2 separate regions of the Homo sapiens genome follow, and region 1 is linked to region 2. Evidence: chromatin loops called from intact Hi-C (ENCODE). Cell type or tissue: endothelial cell of umbilical vein. All regions are shown on one strand. Links, peaks and the distances in the headings refer to the core of each region. The heading gives the core; the rest is flanking DNA.

Evidence for each region. A loop is a pair of places that touch in the nucleus more often than their neighbours do. Peaks named below come from ENCODE experiments on the same cell type or tissue, not always from the same donor. Only the 100,000 strongest peaks of a DNase experiment are listed, where the experiment ranks them.
Region 1: it touches region 2 in a loop (6-fold over the local background); 1 of 110 quality-filtered maps calls a loop at or near these places.

The regions. Positions count from the first base shown.
Region 1 is chr20:7,737,405-7,747,817 of GRCh38, forward strand. No RefSeq gene overlaps it. Among named protein-coding and RNA genes, the nearest start is that of HAO1, 200 kb to the right of the region's middle. In endothelial cell of umbilical vein, for the core only: no CTCF peak of the experiment used is centred there; a DNase peak (open chromatin) is centred at 5,267.
Region 2 is chr20:7,622,970-7,633,382 of GRCh38, forward strand. No RefSeq gene overlaps it. Among named protein-coding and RNA genes, the nearest start is that of MIR8062, 260 kb to the left of the region's middle. In endothelial cell of umbilical vein, for the core only: no CTCF peak of the experiment used is centred there; a DNase peak (open chromatin) is centred at 5,552; H3K27ac peaks cover 2,740 bases.

The DNA of each region.
Region 1 (10,413 bases), core at 3,162-8,161, 110 kb after region 2:
TATTTTGAATTCACTAGGGGAGCATCCGAGTCTGGAGTTGTCTCCTCACCTCCCCAGTAGGTGAAATGTAGATTCTATTTCTTTAATATGTGTGGGGGTATTTAAATTTTCTCTCTTTTCTCTGTCAATTTTAGAAAGTTTTGTTTTCCTATAAATATTTTTTCTTCTATATTTTTATATTTATTAGGATAAAGTTGTTCATAATCCTATTTTGTTGTCTTGTCAATGTCTGCAGGATCCATAATGATGCCCCTCTTCATCCCTGATTTTATTAGTTTTTTAAATGTCCTTTCTCTTTACCAGTCTTTCCAGTTAGGCATCATTTTATTTTTCCTCCCTGAAAACCATTTTTTGGCTTTGTTGATACTTTCTATTATATTTTTAAATTTCATCTATTTCAGTTTCTTCCCCCCATTTCCTTGATTAAATTTAGTTGTTGCTCTTTTTCTATATTGGCTTTAATTACTCTTTTTTTTCTCTAACATCTTGTAATGGGTTCTTGGATTAATTTCAAGTGGTTCCTCTTATTTAATAAATGAATATAAATTTCCCTTCAACAATGACTTTAGCTGGATCCTGCAAGTTTTGTTATGTAATGTTGTTATTATAATTCAGTTCAAAATATTTTCTAATTTCTATTGTGATTATTTCTTAACCCCAGGTTGTTTAAATAACATTTCTTAATATTTATGTTGCAGTTAATTTCTAGCTTAGTTCCACTATAGTAAATGGACATACTCTATATGGTGCATTATTTGAAATTTGTTGAGACTTGTTTTATGATCCAGGGTTTGGCCTATTTGGTGAATTTTCAATGTGTGTGGGAAATCGTGCACATGTATCAGTTGTTAACATAGTATTTTATATTTACAAATTTGGCTGTTAACTTGGCATGATTAATTGTGTTGTTCAGAGCTTATGTACCCTTCCTGAATCTTGGTCCTTATGTTACTCTGAAAGAGAGGTGGTAAAATCTCCAAATATGATTATGGATTTTTCTTTCTCCATAAGATCTGTCAATTTTTACACTAATTATTTTAATACTATGAAATTTTATAGCTATAAGTTTAAAATTACTATATTATATCTTCCTGGTGATGTCACTAATCACCATTAAATATCTCCCCTTATCTCTTCTTTTTGCCCTGTTTGATACTAGTGTGTCTATACTAACTTTATTCTAGTTAATGTTTGTGTGATTTACAAACATTTTTCAGATGTTTTCTTTCACCCTTTCTGCAATTTTTAAATTTAAGGTTTCTCCTTTTACAAGTAACATTTTAATATTTATATTAGAGTATTTACAATATTCATATTGAATGGAAAATCTGATATATTTGAATTTCAACATTTTACTATTTGTTTTCCAAATTGTGTCCCTTATATTTTTCCTTTCTCAGTTATTCATTCATTATTTGTATGCCAATAATATTGAAAATGCAGGCAAATAAAAACAAAGTTAATGCAAAAATAAGACTTACCAAAATTGAATTTTAAAAAATCCTTCATGACAGCGGTTGCCCTGGGGAAAAAAATGGAAATCTAAATAGACCTATAACCATTAGAGCAAGCAAATCAGTTGTTTAAAACAAACCACAAAAATAAACACCAGACCCAGAGAGTTTACAAACAAATTTAAACTCACCTGTTTTAGAAAACAGAAAATGAAAGAATACACACAATTTGTTTTATGAGGTTTTAATGCTCAAACCAGAAATTAAATATATGAGGAAAAAATACAACTCAATTTACACTTATGAGCACAAGTGCAAAATTATAATATTTTATTAGCAAAAAGTATATTAAATTACATTAATTGTATTATTCAAATTAAATATTGGATAATTATTAATCTAATTATTTAACTATTTAAAATTAAATAAAATTTTCATCTATTTTACCACTTTCACACTAGCATATTTAATATTATTCACAAATTAAGATAAAATTGTGATCTCAATAGATTCACAGAATGCATTTAATAAAATCCAATACCCAATTGTCTTAGTTTGTTTGCACTACTATACAAAATACCTCATCATTTGTAATTTATAAAGAATGGAAATTTATTTGTCACAGTTCTGGAGGATGGAAAGTCCAAGATTAAGGTGTCAAGAGGTTCTGTGCACTGAGGGCCCAGTCTCTGTTTCAAAGATGTCACTTTGAAGGCTATATCCTCACTTGGAAGAAGGGAAGGAAGGGCATAAAATGACCTCACCCAGTTCCCTCTAGCCCTTTTATAAGACACTAATTCATTGATGAGGGCAGAGCACCTTCATATCTTAGTCACTTCCCTACAGGTGCCACCTCTTAGTACCACTACAATGGGGAATAAGTTTCAACATGACATCTGGAAAAGACACATTCAAAGCATAGCACCAGTCTTTATTAAAAAACAAAAAAGTCTTTTAACAGATAAGTTCCATAGCCTGGTAAACCATAAACCTGATCACAGGTAATGATAAAACACTAAAACCATCCAATTGAAAATATAAACAAGATAAAGACATGTGCTATCATCATTACTATCAAATCTTGTCTGAAGATCCCAGGCAAGCAGAAAAGAGAGAGAGAGAGAAAAATGAAAGATAAAAGGATTGAAGAAGAAGAAGCAAAACTCTCCGTTATTCACAGACAATGAACCACAGTGTGATTGTGGACATCTAAGAAGTCTGTGATCTAAGAAGTCACTAATGAAAAATGTGTATCTTGAATGATCTTTGGGAATTTCTGACAGATCCAACAATTTGACAGGTTTTCTCCAGTAGCAGTATTCTGAGACAGTTTGTTTACAGTATTATTGTGCTATTCTAAACATTGCAGTAATGGAAATAGGAACAAAAGGGTGATTAAAGCTTTAAGAGTAAAGGAAGATATTCTGAAAATGCAAGGACGTGTAAATGAAAGGGACATCTCTCACCATGTAATACAGCAGCTTCCCCTGTCACCTTCTGCCATGAATATAAGCTTTCTGAAGCCCTCACCAGAAGCAGATGCCAGCTCTATGCTTCATGTACAGACTGCAGAACCATGGGACAAGGTAAAACTTCCCTTCTTTATAAATTACCCAGTCTCAAGTATTCCTTTATAGCAATGCAAAGCAGCCTAACACAAAGGCCTTGTATCCCTCTTCTGCCAGGAAATTTAAAGTCAATATAGTGTTCTGGTCAGAGTCTGTCTTAGTAGTGCAGGCTATTACTATGTCATCAACATACTGTAACAAAGTCTCATCTTTTAATTGGAGGTCTCACAGGTCCTTGGCAAGTATTTCCCCAAAGATAGTTGGAGAGTTTTCGAAACCTTGGTGAAGCACTGTCCAATAAAACAGCTGTTAGGCTTTAGAACATGGTATTGTTATTCCAAGGCAAGCAGTTATTGGGACTCTGGATTCAGGGGAATACAGAAAAAGACATCTTTTAGCTCTAAGGCTGAAAACCAGCCAAACTTACCAGGCAATGTCATGAGTAGTGTGTAAGGATTGGGGACCGCTGGATGGATGTCTTCCATAATCTGCTTATTGGCCCTCAAATCCTGTATAAATGTATATTATTTAAGTCCAGGCTTCTATAGTGGCAGAATAGGCATATTGCACAGGATCTGACAGGGTCTAATGCGCTCATATTGTAAGAAGGCAAACAATAAAGGCTAAATGCCCCACTGTGCCTGTTCTCCCTTAGTGTACTGTTTTAGGTTTTTCACTGTTACTCTAGCATAACCTTGACTCACACTGGGAGTGTGGTTTTCACTTTCCCTGGCCTCATCTGCCCAAGTTTCTGGACTCACCTCTTAAAGCAGTGTCCCCAACATTTTTGGCACCAGGGACTGGTTTCATGGAAGACAATTTTTCCACAGATAGTGGTGGGGAATGGGGGTGGTGGTGATGGTTTTGGGATGAAATTGTTCCACCTCAGATCATCAGGCATTGGTTAGATTCTCATAAGGAGCACACAACCTCGATTCCTTGCATGCACAGTTCACAATAGAGTTTGCACTCCTGTGTGAATCTAATGCTGCCACTGTTCTGACAGGAGGCAGAGCTCAGGTGGTAATGCTCACATCTTGCTGTGTGGCCTGGTTCCTAACAGGCCATGGACTGGTACTGGTCCATGGCCCAGAGGTTGGGGACCCCTGTCTTATACCTCTTCCTGTGTGGGGGCATTTTCAATAACTTCTCTTTGCAAGAAGGCAACCTGAAGAACACAGGCTTTTTCTGGGGGCCCCTGAATGTTCATCCAATGCAGAGAAAAGGTAACTTAAGCATTTAATTTGGCCAGGAAGTCTTGTCCCAACAAACAAATAGGACATTCAGGCATGTATAGGAAACCAGCTTTTAAATGAGTTTGTCCTAGTTGAAAGCACAAAGTTCGGAGAAGTAATCTTGGCAGTATCTTTCCAAAGACCCCAGCCACTTTTATAAACTCAAAAGAAAATTTAGACAACTGAGTGTTCAATACTGAATAAGCAGTACCGGCATCTACATAATACTTCAAAAACTCATTTCCTATTGTCATTGCTACCCAAGGCTCCATATGGGAAATACAGAAGGTATGGTTTGGGTCAGGAGAAAGACCTCAGCCCCATTCTTCCTGATCTGCTTCAAGCCCTTTAGACATCTGGGGAATTAGGTGAACTGAAGGCTAACTTTTCCCAGCACTGGGCTTTTGAGGCATGAGTAATCTTTTTTCCAGTCATCTTTCCGTTTTGAATAGGCACACTGTTTGGGACCTGCAGTAAGACAACCATTTTTATTGATAGTTTGGGGCCAAGGTGGTCCTACCTTAGATGATGTGCTTGCAGGGGTCCCTATCATGGTCTAGGGACTCCTTGAGTCAAAGCCTCAGCCAACAAGTCAGCTGTTTGTACATTTTTCGTTTTTATTTCCATTTCTTCACCTGGATCAGTAAATACATTGAAAGCAATATCCACCAACTAAGACAAAGACATTCATAAAAGCCTGTCCACCTTTTTCAGCTTTTTCCAAGAATTTGTGGCACTTTGACTAACAAACCTCATGTATGCCATTTTTAAATTGTCTGGGGCTTCTGGATCAATATCCATGTATTGTCCAAACTCTTCAAAACCCCACTGTAAGAACTCTGAGAAACTGTCATTAGGTTGCTCTCTAAATTCCTGGTCCTTACTGAGGTTTCTTTGGTTGGGCACCCCCTTCCACAGACCAGCCAAAATGCAATCCCAATCATGTTCCAGCTTAGGTCTATCTGCAGTGTTTACATTCAATCCTGGATAAAGGGCGGGCACTGCAACTTAGGCAGCTGTTCTTACCAGATTGCCGGGTGAGTCAGCATGCAGTCAATAAGTTTCCTCCTGAGCTTTATCTAAACCCATTCTCTGATTCTCTAAGGTTAAAAATATGTTTAAAAAATTTTAGACATTTGTCCATGTGGGGATATGAGTACCAAATATTGAGGAGAACAGATTCTCTATCCACTTTGCATCTTGCTGACAGGTGGGCATGTTGTTTTTCCAATTAAACAAGTCAGAGGTAGAAAATGGAGAGTGGACCCAAACAAATCCCATAGGTTGGCCTGTAAGCAGCATCAAACTCTTTTATGAGTAGCTGTAAGGGGAATTGTCCTCCCAGAGCCAAAATGGCATCCTGATTGAATTGAGTTCCCTGTCAGGAATGAGAGGGAAAGACCACTTTTGTTGCTCCTAACTCCTGAACTCTGTAGGGTGAGGACTCCAGCTTAGGGGCCAGCAGAGCAGCTGCAGCTTCCACATAAGGTGATGACGCTGTGAGAACAGTATGCTTATTTAGTTGAACCACCAACGTATCATTATCTTTTTTCTTGTCAGTCAGCCAAACAGGTATTTTCCTTTGCTGAACAATGATTTTGCATTTCTTTTCCATTGGTTTATTTTGCCAAAGCAGAATAAAATATTATACATAAGGGATCTCTTCCCATTTCTCTTTCCTCTTGCAGTAAACTGCAGGATAGTACTGTAATCGAGGGAGCCTTTTAATGACCACTGCTTACCTGAATCCAGCATGTATTGTGGCCAGGCAGTATTACAAAAGAAAATCAACTTTTTGTTTGTTTGTTTCATGCACTTATAGACAAAACCTTCTGAATTTTGCAGGTTGCAGCCCAAAAGACTGCTTCAGAGAACCAAATCAACATTTCCCATTCCAGCCAAGATGCGCACACACCAAAACACAGGCACTAGTCACTCTGCTCACTGCCGAAGTTTGACGTGGTGAGGCTGACACTTGTTCCTGTTGGTCTCTAGCACCACTGATGCACTCAAGGCGGGGAGGAATGAGCTCCACTGGAAGTTCAGTAGGTGGTCCCCAGGAAGGATGGAAGAGCAGATGGTCACTCTGAGTTAGGCTAGTGGAGCTTCCAGTAGCAATTCCTTCAGGGCTCACCAAATGTTACTAGCCATACAAAAAAAGATAGTTCCCTGAATTAGGCCTGCTGAGCTTCTGCTAGTAATTCCTTCAGGGGATTTCCTCCATGGCCGTAAGTATGCATAATAAGACAAAGATAAATAACAAGGCCTTCCAAAATCAAGTTCTAAATTTCAGAAATTTCACCCAAGTAATGCCCTTTATTCTCTTTCCAAGTGAATAGAAATCCCCTCAAACAAGGTCCTTCTTATTTCTAGGGAGGTTTGGCAAGACCTTGAAAGAGGCAAGAAGACCTCTAAGAAGGCCACAAAACCTTCAAGGAGGCCATAAGACTTCCAAGGAAGCAACAAGACCTTCTGAGAGGCCACAAGAACTCCAAGGAGGTCACAAGATCTGTCAATAGGCAAGACATCAGAGATAGCCGCTAGTTCGGTGGAACTGAGTGGCCACTTGGCTTGTCTCTGGGTCCATCCCAGTGGAAAGGGGGCACTGAGCCAAATGTCCACAAGGGGCTCTTGAATAGCTCTTATAACAAAATTTGTTATAGGGCCAACATGTTTATATGCCCACTGCACAGTAACAGACCAATTACACTGAGGCAGCAGGGATGCAGCAGAGAAAGAATTTAATTATTGTAGGGTGCCAAGTGAAGAGGTGGAAGGATAACATCAAATCCATCTCCCCAGGGAGTTCTGAGCTGGCATTTTCAAGGAGATTGTGGAAGATGAGAGGCTGAAAAATTGGGATCATTGATTGGCCAGGGCAAACAGGATGAAATCATCAGAATGTGGAAACTGCATTCTTTGGTGAGTCAGCTTCTCACAAGGTTCTTCAGCCCAACTGGCATCAGTGGGGTCCTTCAGACCAGCTGAGTCAGTAGTTTCATCAGGACCTGAAGGAATATCTCAAAGAGAAAACTTAATGTCTCATAATGTTCAGGTTGTTATCTATAGACCAGTTACGGGGAACTATAATCCAGGGTCCATGTGATTCCAGGACAGTCAGCACCAAACAACTCCAAGGATGCAGGTCAGAGAGCAGGCTGACCTAATGATGAATGCTGGACATGGTGCAAGCTTGGTTTATTTTTGTTTCTTCCTTCTCTTCTTCCCTGATTAATTTTATAAACTTTATCCAGGTGGTTTCAACACTTGGATCCAGTAAACAAGGATATTAAAGAGATGAGGTATGCAGTCACAAAGAAAGATAAATAGGCCAGTGGAAAATACGAGAATCCTGGTCCTGAAACAAACACTGGTAGCTTAATATTGGACAGAAATGGCATGAAAGATAGTAAACAAAGGATGGTTTATGTAGTAAATCACAAAAGGACAACTGGCCTTACATTTGGAGAAAGAATAAAGCAAATGAGCAAAAAGCCTGGAGTTGTGGATCATCCGTCTAATCCCAACACTTTGGAAGGCTGAGGTGGGTTGATCTTAAGCTCAGGGGTTTGAGACCAGCTTGGACAACATAGTGAGACTTCATCTCTACTAAAATAAACAAATAAATTAATTAGTTAATTAATAGCTGAGCATCATGGTGCATGCCTGTAGTCCCAGCTGCTCAGGGGCCTGAGGCAGGAGGATTGCTTGAGCCTGGAAGTTGGAGGCTTCACTGACTTATGATATGCCATTGCACTCCTATCTGGAAGACAGAAGGAGACCCTGTCTCAAAAAAACAAAACAGAACAGAACAATAAACATTTACTGGATTTCAAGAGGAGACCAATCTTTACTTTTACATGTAAAAGTGATGAAATACATTATTAAGGAAAACATTGATAGATTTTGCTATAAAAATGTTACAAATTCTCTAGGTTAAAAACATGTAAACCAAATTGAAAAGAAACAAGCTGGAAAACCTAGGTACATGCAGTTAATGAAGTTTTTACTAAAAAGAAAAAGCATTCAAACTATTCTGGAGAGTGTACCAAGACCCAAAGCAGTAAATTTACAGAAACAAAATTTAAATGAGTAATGCACATAATAAAATATACTATGTCCCTTAAAAAAACACCGCATATTCTCACGCATAGGTGGGAATTGAACAATGAGATCACATGGACACAGGAAGGGGAATATCACACTCTGGGGACTGTGGTGGGGTCGGGGGAGGGGGGAGGGATAGCACTGGGAGATATACCTAATGCTAGATGACACGTTAGTGGGTGCAGCGCACCAGCATGGCACATGTATACATATGTAACTAACCTGCACAATGTGCACATGTACCCTAAAACTTAAAGTATAATAAAAAAAAATACATGACATAAATATTATGTCATAAATGCTTCTATATTTGTTATAATGAAAGCTTCTTGATACAGAATATGCTCTATATTAGTCCATTTTCACACTGCTATAAAGAACTATCTGGGACTAGGTAACTTAAAAAGGAAAGAGTTTACGTTGACTCACGGTTCAATATGGCTAGGGAAGCCTCAGGAAACTTACAACCATGATGGAAGGCAAAGGGGAAGCAAGGCACCTTCTTCATAAGGTGGCAGGAAGAATGAATGGAGGAACTACCAAACACTTATAATACCATCCAATCTCATGAGAACTCACTCACTATCATGAGAATAACATAGGGGAAACCTCTATGATCCAAATACCTCCATCTGGTCTCTCCCTTGACACCTGGGGATTATACGGATTATAATTCAAGATGAGATTTGGGTAGGGAAACAAAGCCCAACCATATCATGCTCTTAATTATAATTTTTTCACTGCATCTTCCTTTCATAATATTGTTTCAAGGAAAACTATATTTTGAGTTTCCAGAAATGGGAAGGTGTGGCCAGAAGAGGCACAGGGTTTTAATGACTTACAGATTAGAGAAGAGGAAAATCACTGGAGGAGACAATGAAATTTAAAATTTTTCTTTGAAAGAAAGGGTTTTTTGGTGCATCTTCAACAGAAAATGCAACTACTCTTGTCAATCACTTTATACATGTTCTAAATTGTACAAACAGACAAGGACAATGCCACTTACTCCCGAGATTGTATGTATCTAGCAGATAGGTAGCTAAGGCGGTGAGACATAACAAGATCTGAGCAAGCAAAGATATTTTCTTGCACAGATTCTTGACCTAGAACATTATCCAGAGCATGTAATCCCTGACTGGGAAGCTGGCGTGGAGTAGAGCTTGGAGAATTTCTTGGTTCCAGAGTGGGTCACAGCCAAGTGTTACCAAGAAATTGTATTTTTATTTAGTTATAGACCCACAAGTCACTTGTATTCTTTACATTGCTAATCAAATCCAAAGCAGCCAAGATCGTGCACCAGGACAGAAGTAAACAATGGCCTGTCACCTAAGGAGCTGGAAATGATGCCCCATTCAAGAGAAACTTTCACAACCCACCTCTAATTCACCAATGATCAGGATAACTCATGCTCTATTCTTCCTCTATAAAGCACATTGACTGATGAACACATGTGCTTTCTAAGCCACACTATAATGTCCATGAACTTCTGTTCTTACCTGTCTGGTTATTTGCTTACCAAGAATCTGTGTTGTTTGTTCCCAAATTCAACTAGGTCAGTTCTTATGCTGTGATCGGGTAACTGAATTCAATGTTATATCCAACTGAAAAGGAATCATGGCATGCTAATTACCCTGATCTGATCACTATACATTATACATATGGAAATATCAATATGTGCCCCATGAATAGTCCACTTAAATAAATAATTAATTAAAAATTAAAATGAATGGGAATGATGCAATTAAATCAAGATATTAAAAATATTGTTGAAGATGAGGCTGGTGGGAAATGTTATAAAAATCTAAAAGTGCTGTGCAGAAAGATTACTCTCCAAGTATTTTTAAGGGCTCATTTCTCTTCAATCAAACTGCAAATGTTAATCATGGATCCCACATTTCAAATGTGGTTTGTGCTAAACGATGATGTGGAATGCTAACAGGAAAATCTATCTTCAGAGAAAGCACTTAGGCCCTACCATGATAAACTGACAAATCAGTATTTATTAGAATTTTTTTAAGTTAAAATAAAATGTGTATGATAAGCCTTTTG
Region 2 (10,413 bases), core at 3,187-8,186:
AGCGAGGGCTGCTAGCACGTTGTCACCTCTCACTATTACCTTGAAGTCAGTATATAACATTCTATACATGTTTTCATGCTATTGTCACATGCATATACTCATGAGCAATGAAAAATATTGTTCTGTAAAATTTAAAATACTACATGCATGGTTTTGCACTTTATGTTTACTATCTTATATTAATTTAATTTACATTTTCAAATGTACTTACACTGATATATTTAATTTTTAAAATGTCTTCTAAGTATACTTTACTAAAAATTGCCCTCCAAAATGGCAGTACTAATGTACAGTCTCACCAGTAATGTACAAGTGTCTTATTGTGTGGCAAGAGATTATGACATTCATTAAGTCCTATTTTTTTTCTTCTGATGATAAAGCTGGACTCAGTTTCCTAGTCTTCCTGGCAGCTAGGTGTTACCAAAAGACGATACTGGTGACATGAGAGTAGAAGAGATGTGTGGTCCTTAAGTTACAGTGACCAATAAGTGAATCTTCCCAAAGGTTTATTTACCCATCTATCAACTGAATGGAGAGTTCTCGGAGGGCCATAAAGAAAGCTGAGCTTCAAGATGAGAGAAACCAGGTTTTCTGAATGACCTCATCAGAGGCTGTACAACATGTCCACTGGACTAGGACATAAAAAATGAATTTTTATTGTATGAAGCTGCTGCAATTGTGACTTTCAGTTTCAGCTAATATTTTTAGCTTAATTAATGTACATTACCCTTCATCCTCACCTCCTTTTGAAATTATCAGACTTCTGTCTTTTTAATCTATTTTAATTTGTGTAAGACAGATGGCTATATGGATCTCAGTATGATGTCAATTTCTATTTCTCTGTACTAGTGAAATTAAGTAGCATTTTCCATGTTTAACGGCATATTCTTTTCTCCTTCTCAGACTTTCCCATTTATCTCTTGCCCATTTTCTATCAGGTTATTTATTTTTTTCCCATTGTTTTGGAGGCATGCCTTAAGTATTTTGGCTACTAAGCGTTTACTGGCTACATTCATTGTTAATATCTTCTGCCAATCTGTGGTGTGGATTTTAACTTTGTTCATGGTGTTATTTTTTTCCACAGATTTTATTCATTTTAGGGTAGTCAATTTATCATTCACTTCCTTCATGGGTCGTGAATTTTGTCTTGTTGATGACATTAAACTTTGCTCTGTGTCCATCAAGGGATTTTCTTACAGAGTCTCCTAAAAGTTTTAAAGTTTTTTGTTGTTCACATTTAGAATCTGAAATGTATGTTTTTATATCATTTGGAGTAATATTATAATTTAGTAATTATTTTTAGTTGATTCTGTCCACAATGATTTGCAATACCACTTCTCGTACAGAGAAAATAATATACATGTGGGCCTGTCTCTAAGCTCTCCACTCTGTCATTAACGTAATGTGCATGACAGCACCACCTTTGTCTATTGACCATAACAGTATCTCACTGTCCTGATAACTATATCACTGGTGTGCCTATCTGGTGATATAGTTACTCCTTTTATTCTTTTTCAAATTTATAAAAGTCTTAAAACCTATTTTATTCTGTAAAATTTTAGGATCCGTTTGTAAAGGTCTGTGAGAAAATATTTCAATCATCTTGTGATTTTAATTGGAAATATGTTTTATCTATAGATTATTCTATTGAAATTACATCCAGTCTTTCCACCCACAAACATGGCATCTCCCTCAGTATAGTAAGGTTTTCTTTAGTGACTTACAATAAAGTTTAATAATTTTCTTTATACACAGGTTTTATGCTTTTTGATCCTTGATACCTTCTGGTTTTGGCTCCAGTGGTGAACAGAATTTTTATAAAATGCATAATACTTTCTAACTGGTTTGGACTGGTGCACAGAAACGCTATTGATTTTGTTTGTTGGTCTTAAAAAATCATAAGTGTGGTTTCTTCCTCTCTGCTGCCTATTTTCAAATATCCATGGAACATGTTTTTTCACTGTTTCTTGGTCTCTCTTAGTCTTGATGAAAAACTTCCTGCCAGTTTAATTGTTATTCCTTCCCAGAAAATTTGCCGATTCTTTATGAATTCTTGTGTTTTTCTTGGTCTTGTGTGTGCAGTTTTACCACTACGTGTCTAAACGTGTATTGGTTATATGACTAACTATTCACATGACTATCCCTCGCAATAAATTCTTTCTTTGTGTCATTTGTTAATTTTTTTATTATCAACTCTTTCACCTCATATTGGTTATTTAGTGTTTTGTGTAGAAATCTCGTGTACTCTGTGCTCTGAATAGGTTGTTACAAAGCACCCATCAGGTTATTTGTGTCTTTCACTGTCAGACCCTGAGTAGCTTTGGGATATTCTCCTATCACATATATGATATAAATTGGAATCCAGACACACAAAGGGACATAGAAAGCCCTGGGCCCTGCATTCCTCATGAGAGATTTTGTTCCATATCAAGATCCATGCCTCTAGTCCCAGCTACTCTGGAGGCTAAGGCAGGAGGATCTCTTGCTCTTAGGAGTTTGAGGCTACAGCGAGCAATGATTGTACCACTGCACTCCAGCCTGGGCAACAGGGCAAGACCCTAAGTTTATAATGACAAAAATATGCTTTTATTTTTCTCTTCTATGGACTAATGGCTAATGTTAGTATGTTAATTTACTCCTTTTTTTTTTTTTTTAAACTGAAGAGAAAGCTCGTCTGGGGTCCTAGCTTAATGCCAGGCTGTTAGCATCCTGTGAACTCCAGTGCTATGCCTTTTAACAAGTGCAGAACAAAAAATAACAAATTATATGTCCTTAGGGGATTTGAGGAGTCTGGCTTCTGGTTAAAAGAACTGTGTGTGATTTTTCAGGTCCAAACATAGGTAATGACACAGGTTTTACCTGGCTGCCCCAGAGGAAGGCTGCCCTCCCCACAGCAGACCCAGAGCAGGGCCCATGTGTGGGGCTGTGAGGGAGCTTCAGTCAAGGACTCAGAGGCTTCATTCCTAGGCTCCTTATCAGAGGCCTTGAGCTGAGGTCTTCTGCAGGCACCAAGGCCTCCTTATGGGAAGAGGAGGGGGCAAGCCTGGAGACACATCCCCCCTCTGCCTCAGTGCCCAGGACTTTCCAACCCCTAGCCGTTCCTCCTCACCCTCTCTGCAACCTCAGGGTCCCTAATACTGCAGTGAGACGATCCCCAGGAGCCCCAGGAGACCCACCTGACCCTTCACCGGTGCACTGCCCCATGGAGCAAAAGGGAACAGGGGAGTCAGTGCTTTCTCTTTTTTTGGCTTCTTGTTTATACCATAGCAGAAAGTGATTAAAGGCTTAATTCATTTTGGCTTGTTGATTTGGCTACCCCGTTACTCACAACTGTCCCAGGTTACCCACTCATCAGCCTGTGCTTTGCCATCTTAGCTTTAATTCCCTCTTTGTTTCTAGATCCTTATTTATTTTCTGCCATTCAAGCTCACATATTATAGGAGCATATTTTATCTAGAATATCTACAAGTTTGTAACCACAGAGATGCTCAAGAGAGCCCTGCCCCTACATTAGAGAAATAAGAACCCTCATTTTATTTCTTCCCAAAAAGTAAAGGAAGAAGAACCCTTCTGGTAAAAGTAAAGGGAACAATACAATGTAGCAATTCCTTAAGTCTACACAGGGCAGAAGAGGGAAAGGAAATTTAAACTGGATGGCAAGCACCTTGTATTAGGTTAAAATGAATAATTTTCAGGCTTTGAGACTCATTATCAAAATAAGTTGCTGAATTTGTTATAAATGTTCTTATCTCAGAATTTATAAAAAAGAGAAGACACCCAATTCTTAGAAATGTCTTGAGGCCTACCTGTAAGGAACTGCTAAGCTTCCTTCCTACCATGCGTATCCATGATGCCTACTTTTGAAAGGCTTCTAATTGTATAAATTATTTTGTAGCTCACAAATTTTAAAATATATATTTCCAGTGACAATATGCTATCAAAGGCATTTAACTTCTCATTGGAGAAAATTAAATACATCTATTTAAAAATTAAGAGCATTCCGGATTCTGTGAGCTGGACAAGAAGTAACTTCACTTATTCTTTTGTTTGTTAAATACAACTTCTTTTCCTTTTTTCATCTCTCTCCCTCTACATGAAGACTTATCCCCCGCCTACTGTTATTCCTTGATAGCTCCCAGAGTATTTGTTTTGGTCAAGTTCCCTAGAAGCAGAGGCTGTCATATTTGTGTGTGTGTGTGTGTGTGTGCAAGCACATGCATGAGCCTATGAAAATAATTTACTAAAGATGTTCTATCAGGAGAAACCTATAAGGGAAAGAGAGGAATAAAGGAAAGAAGCAACAGCTATCCAGATAGGTGTTCCAGATGAAGTCTAGCCCCAGCCTGATTCCTTGGAGGACTTTGAAACGTGAATAGCCTGCAGGGTTTGTTACAAGTGGAGAGTTTTTGGTGCCCTCTCATCATTCACCCTTTGGCTATCAGGCATTGTCTCCCATGAGAGTATAACTCCTCAGATATTGCTGGGTAGCATGGCTCCCACTGACCAAGGTGAAGTTTTGAGAAGAGAAGGCAGCTGTGAGCCATGAACAGTGAACTCGCAGAAGAGCTGGGAGATGGGTGCACTGGAAGGTAAATGGAATCTTGACAAGACACTAACAGAGTCTACTACATTACGATTCATCTTTTTGTCACCTTGAGGCAGTAAGAATTAAGATATAATAAAGCCAAGGGTTTGATTCCTTTCTTTGGGCTTTGCTCCAAGTTGAGAACTCAGAATTCTCAAATCTTAGATAACATTTTTCAAAATGTATTTTAAAGGCGTATGTTTACTTAATTACTCCTGTATTTCTGCTGCTTTGGTTTTCCTGCATTTGATATTTACTAGAAGTAACTGGGACTATGGCTAAGAAGGTAGAACGGGTTTATGTGGCAATGACAGAAGCAGCTATGGCCTGGCCTCCTGCTAGGTCAAGGTAGGTCACATTGCAAAACCCAGTCTCAGCTCAGGAGGCTCCCAAGACTGAGCTCAGAATTACCATAGAGAAGAAGTCTGAGTCCTGCTTTTTGGGCTGTTTCACATATGACAAAGTCTTTACTTTGGTAATGAGGGAAGACACTGGTAAGCAGAGGTCTGCAGCCAGACAAAGTTGGGTAGAAATTCATTTCCAGTAGACCTCAGTTGTGTGACTTCAGGTATTAAGACATTGCCAGCCAAGTAAGCTGCAATAAAAAGTTCTGATTGATAGTCTATGTTCTCCAGATTTTTTGAATCTGGACTTCAAAAGATGTGTGCATCAGATAAGTGTTTGGTGAACTTCTCTATCATTAAGAGATCACTATATTATAGCATTCCTATGTTTCCTTTCAGCAAGAAAAAACAACTAGAAGTATCCCCCAGCTGCCTGTGACTACTAAGTAAACAGCTTTTAGTCACAAAAAAATGCTATGAGAATGATAACATGCCAAGCCTGTAACTTCAAACTCAGAAAAACAAAAACTATAAAGAGCCACATGATTATTCATTTCCTTACTCAACCTATATTATTCATAGCCTCCTGAAATTCCTAAAACATCATGGTAGGTTTTCCTTGCACGAGCAATGATTTCTAATAGTTTCCACATTCCAAAGACAATGAGGGCAAGAAGCCAATATTCCATGCACAAGCTCTGTGACATGAAATAATGTACGGAAATTACTACCATTGCTGATTAACACTCATTAAGCGCCAAAAGCATTTGACTTTAATTTGCAGTTAATTTTTTTTTCTGGTTTACATTTTATTCACTCGACATTGTGAAACACATTTCAAACAAGTCCACTTTATATTCATAATTTGCATGTTACTGAAAAATCTCCAGTGTAGTGGCTACATTGCTATGTGTATATATAGTACATTATGCACCATCTAAAAGAAACGGTAAATAATAATATAGGTGCAAATTATGGATTTTTGTTTAATCTGTCCTGTATTAACTCATTCGAATTGTCATTTCATATTAAGATTCCTAAATACTAGTGTAACATACTTATGGCTGAATGAACCTAGTAAAAGTATTTTCAGGGGAACTACCACAGGTCAAATTTGTGGATTTCTATTTCAAGAAAACTTTACTAAGAGTAGGAGAGATAAATGAGGCACAGTCTCTTGAGGACTTGAAGCTGTAGCACAGCATTTGTAAGTGCAGAATATAGATTCGAACTTCCTAGATTAAAATTCTCTCCCGTAAGCCATATTACCTTAGGAAAGTATTTAGTGTCTTTCTGTCTAGGTTTCCTGATTTGAAAATGGGGTTAATCGTAGCACCTAACATGGGGGTTAATAAATGTGAAACATTCAGAATAGCACTTAAAAAAGTAAACAGTGAATGTTCTTTATTATTACTTTGGAAAAAATATATTGCAGCCTCCCACTAGACCATCTAAACTGGTATTGTGACTTTTATAATAAGATATCACCAAAACAACAGTGAGATGAAGAGACAATAGTAAAACTTTGCCATTTCCTCATTCTTATAGGAAATGGCAAAGGTACACTGTCCTTCTTTTGATAATTCTTATAGTCCTCTTTCATGATATCTAAGATCAACAAAGAAATGAGGTAACTACTGAGGAAAACTTAATCATGAATCTGTAAGAAATATCATCTTTTTTGCTTCCATTAAGTCATTTCACTATTATGACTCTTCCTCCGACAGCATGCCAGAAGTGCTCAATACATGTGTAAGAAAATTTTCCCCAAATTTGAAAATAAGCAATAGAAGTAATAGGGTGTACTTTTCACACAATGCTGAGTGTTGACTAGCAAACTCTGTGGGAACACTCTGACTATAGCTATCTATGGACCAAGCTATTAGGTTGGTGGAAAAGTAATGGCAGTTTTTGCCAGCAAAGTAATCCCCCAAACTGCAATTACTTTTGCACCAACCTAATATTTCACAATTATATAGGAGTGGAAGACAGCTTGCAGAAAAATAATAAGAAAGCAAATTATTCTTGAACATATGAAGTTTCTCCCCATTGGGATATAATTGATTTCTGATTTTTAGTCCTGTAACAAAGATTACACCAAAAATTACATGTTATTGACCTATAAGGGAGTAACCAATTTTATATTCATTAGAAAACTTAGTCATTCATAACTGCCTGTATGACTCGTGTGTGTGTGTGTGTGTTCTTCAAATTCTTCTTTGAATCCATCTAGTATCTTACTGGTTCCTTCATTATAATGAATTGTATAAAATATTTGATGCAAGTTAAATATATATTTGTATGAGAATTATGCATTTCACTATTTTAAGTTAACTTTTTTCTTGGAGATAATTTTAGATTCACATGTAGTTGTAAGAAATAATACAGAGAATTAGCCAGCTGTGGTGGTGGGTGCCTGTAATCCCAGTTACTGGGGAGACTGAGGCAGGAGAATTGCTTTAACCCGAGAGGCGGAGGTTGCAGTGAGCTGAGATCGCGCCATTGCACTCCAGCCTGGGCGACAACAGCGAAACTCCGTCTCTGGAACAAAAAAAAAAAAAAAAAAAAAAAAAAAAAGGAAGAAAGAAAGGAAATAATCCAGAGATCTGGCCGGGCACGGTGGCTCACCCTCTAATCCCAGCACTTTGGGAGACCGAGGCAGGTGGATCGGTTGAGACCAGGAGTTTGAGACCAGCCTGGTCATCATGACGAAACCTCGTCTCTACTAAAAATACAAAAATTAGCTGGGCGTGGTGATGCATGCCTGTAATCCCAGCTACTCAGGAGGCTGAGGCATGAAGGTCGCTTGAACCTGGTGGGGCAGAGGCTGCAGTGAGCCAAGATCACGCCACTGCACTCTAGCCTGGGTGGCAGAACAAGATGCAAAAAAAAAAAAAAAAAAAAGAGAGAGAGAGAGGAAGGAAGAAAGAAAGGAAGGAAGAAAAAGAAAGAAAGAAAGAAAGAAAAAGAAAGAAAGAAAGAAAGATCTCCTATACACTACTCACTTTTCCTCATCTTGTAAAACTATATACTATCGCAACCAAGATATTGACATTGATGCAATACAGACAGAAAAAAAATCCCATTACCAGAAGAATTTCTCTTATTAACCATTGAGAATCAAATCCACCTCCCTCTCGTCAAACCCTCCTGTCTCTAAAGCCTGGCTCTCACTAATGTGTTCTTCACTTCCATAATTTTGTAATTTCAAGAATGTTGTATCAATGGAATAATACAGTATGTAACATTTTGAGATTAGCTTTTTCATTCAATATAATTCACTGGTCATCCATCCAAACCATTGTGTATATCAGTAGTTTGATATTTTTATTCTTGGGCAGTATTCCCTGCTATGTATGCTGCATAGATTTTCCCAGCCATTCATTAGTTGAAAAATATGTGTGCTGTTTTCATTTTGGGCTGTTATAAATAAAACTACTATGAATATTTATATACGGGTCTTTGTGTCAACATGAGTTTTAATTTCTCTGAGATAAGTGACCAAGAATGCAATTGCTGGATTGTATGGTAAGTGCATGTTTAGTTTTGTAAGCAACCGCCATGACCTTTGCAAGAGTAGCCATACCATTTTATGTTCCTGATGGCAATAAGAGTGATTCAGTTTCCCTACATGCTTACCATCTGTTGGCATTATCACTGTTTTAAACATTTTATTCATTAGAATAGGTGTGTAGTGATATCTTCACTGTGGTTCCAGTATGCATTTCTCTAATGGCTAATGATGTTCCACATCTTTTCATGTGCTTATTTGACATCTGTATATTCTTTTTGGTGAAATGTCAGTTCAAGATATTCTGTTTTTGAGGCTGATTTTGAGCATTCATTATATATTCCAGATAGTAGCCCTTTGTTGAATACGTAATTTGCAAATATGTTCTCTTCATCTCTAGTTTTTCAAAGACAGTCTTTCACAGAAGAAAAATCTTGAATTTGATGAGATCCAATTTATTAATTTTTCCTTTTATAAGTCATTATTTTTATGTCAATTCTAAGAACTCTATCCCAGTCCTAAATCTGAAGATTTTCTCCTGGGTTTTTTCCCAGAAGATTTATAGTTTTTGGTTTTAAATTTAAGTGTTTAACACACTTTTAGTTTATTTTTGATTGTTGTATAAAGTGTGAGGTTTAAATTGAGATTTTTTTTTAAATGCTTATGCGTGTTCAATTGCTACAGTACATTTTATTGAAAAAAACTCTTTTCTCCAAAGAATTTCTTTTCCTCCTCTGTCAAAAATCAGTCTGTCATATTTATGTGGTTATATTTCTGGAATCTCCTTTTACTTGTCTATGTGTGTATCTCTTTACCAATAGCATATTGTATTGATTACTATACCTATATAGTGATTTTTATTTATTTATTTATTTATTCATTTATTTATTTTTTGAGATGGTCTATCTCTGTCATCCAGGCTGGAGTGCAGTGGCGCTATCTCAGCTCACTGCAGCTTTGACCTCCTGGGCTCAAGTGATCCTCCCTCCTCAGCTTCTCAAGTAGCTAGGACTACAGGCATGTGCCACCACAACCAGCTAATTTTTGTGTTTTTTTAGAGACAGGGTATCGCCGTGTTGCCCAGGCTTGTCTCAAACCCCTGGACTCAAGTGGTCTTCCTGCCTTGGCCTCCCAAAATGCTGAGATTACAGGCTTGAGCCACCACACTCGACCTACGTAGTGGAATTTAACATTTAATAGAGTGGTGTCTCCCAGAATATGTTTTTATTTTCAAGAAAGTTTAGCTATGATTTGACCAGCATCTTTCTATATAAGTTTTAAAGTAAGTTTTACATGCCAGCAACAACAAAAGACCCTGGTAGGATTTTTTGGGGAATTGTATTAAGCCTATAAATAATTTGGAGATAATTGACATCTTTACTTTGTTGAGTCCTCAAATATGTGAACATGGTATGTCTCTCATTTATGAGGTCATATTTTATTTCTGTCATCAATATTTTATAATTTTCAGTATATAGAGTCTACAAATGATTTGTTATGTTTATGTAATTGTACATAGTATTGTGGTTTTTGTTTTGGTTTCCACATGTTCATGTTCTTTATTAACATATAGAAATGTTATTAATGTTTTTGTTTATTGATCTTGAATCTTGTAACCTTGTTGAATTCATTTATAAAGTTCTGGAATTTTTTGGTATATATCTCTTGGGATTTTCTCAGTTACGTGATTTGCAAATAGGGGAAATTTTACTTCTTCCTGTCCAATCCAATCTAAATGCCTTCCTTTGTTACTTATTTCTTTTCTTCATTTTATTTTGCTGGGGCTATAACTTCCAGTACAGTGTTACATAAGAGTAGTAACCTGTTCCAGTCTTATGGGGAAAGCATTCAGTCTGTCAGCAGTAATATCCTGTTAACTGTCATTTGTTTCATAGATGTTCTTTATCAAGTTGAAGAAGATCATTTTCCCTAATATACTGAGAGTTTTTGTATTTAACATAAATGAGATTTCA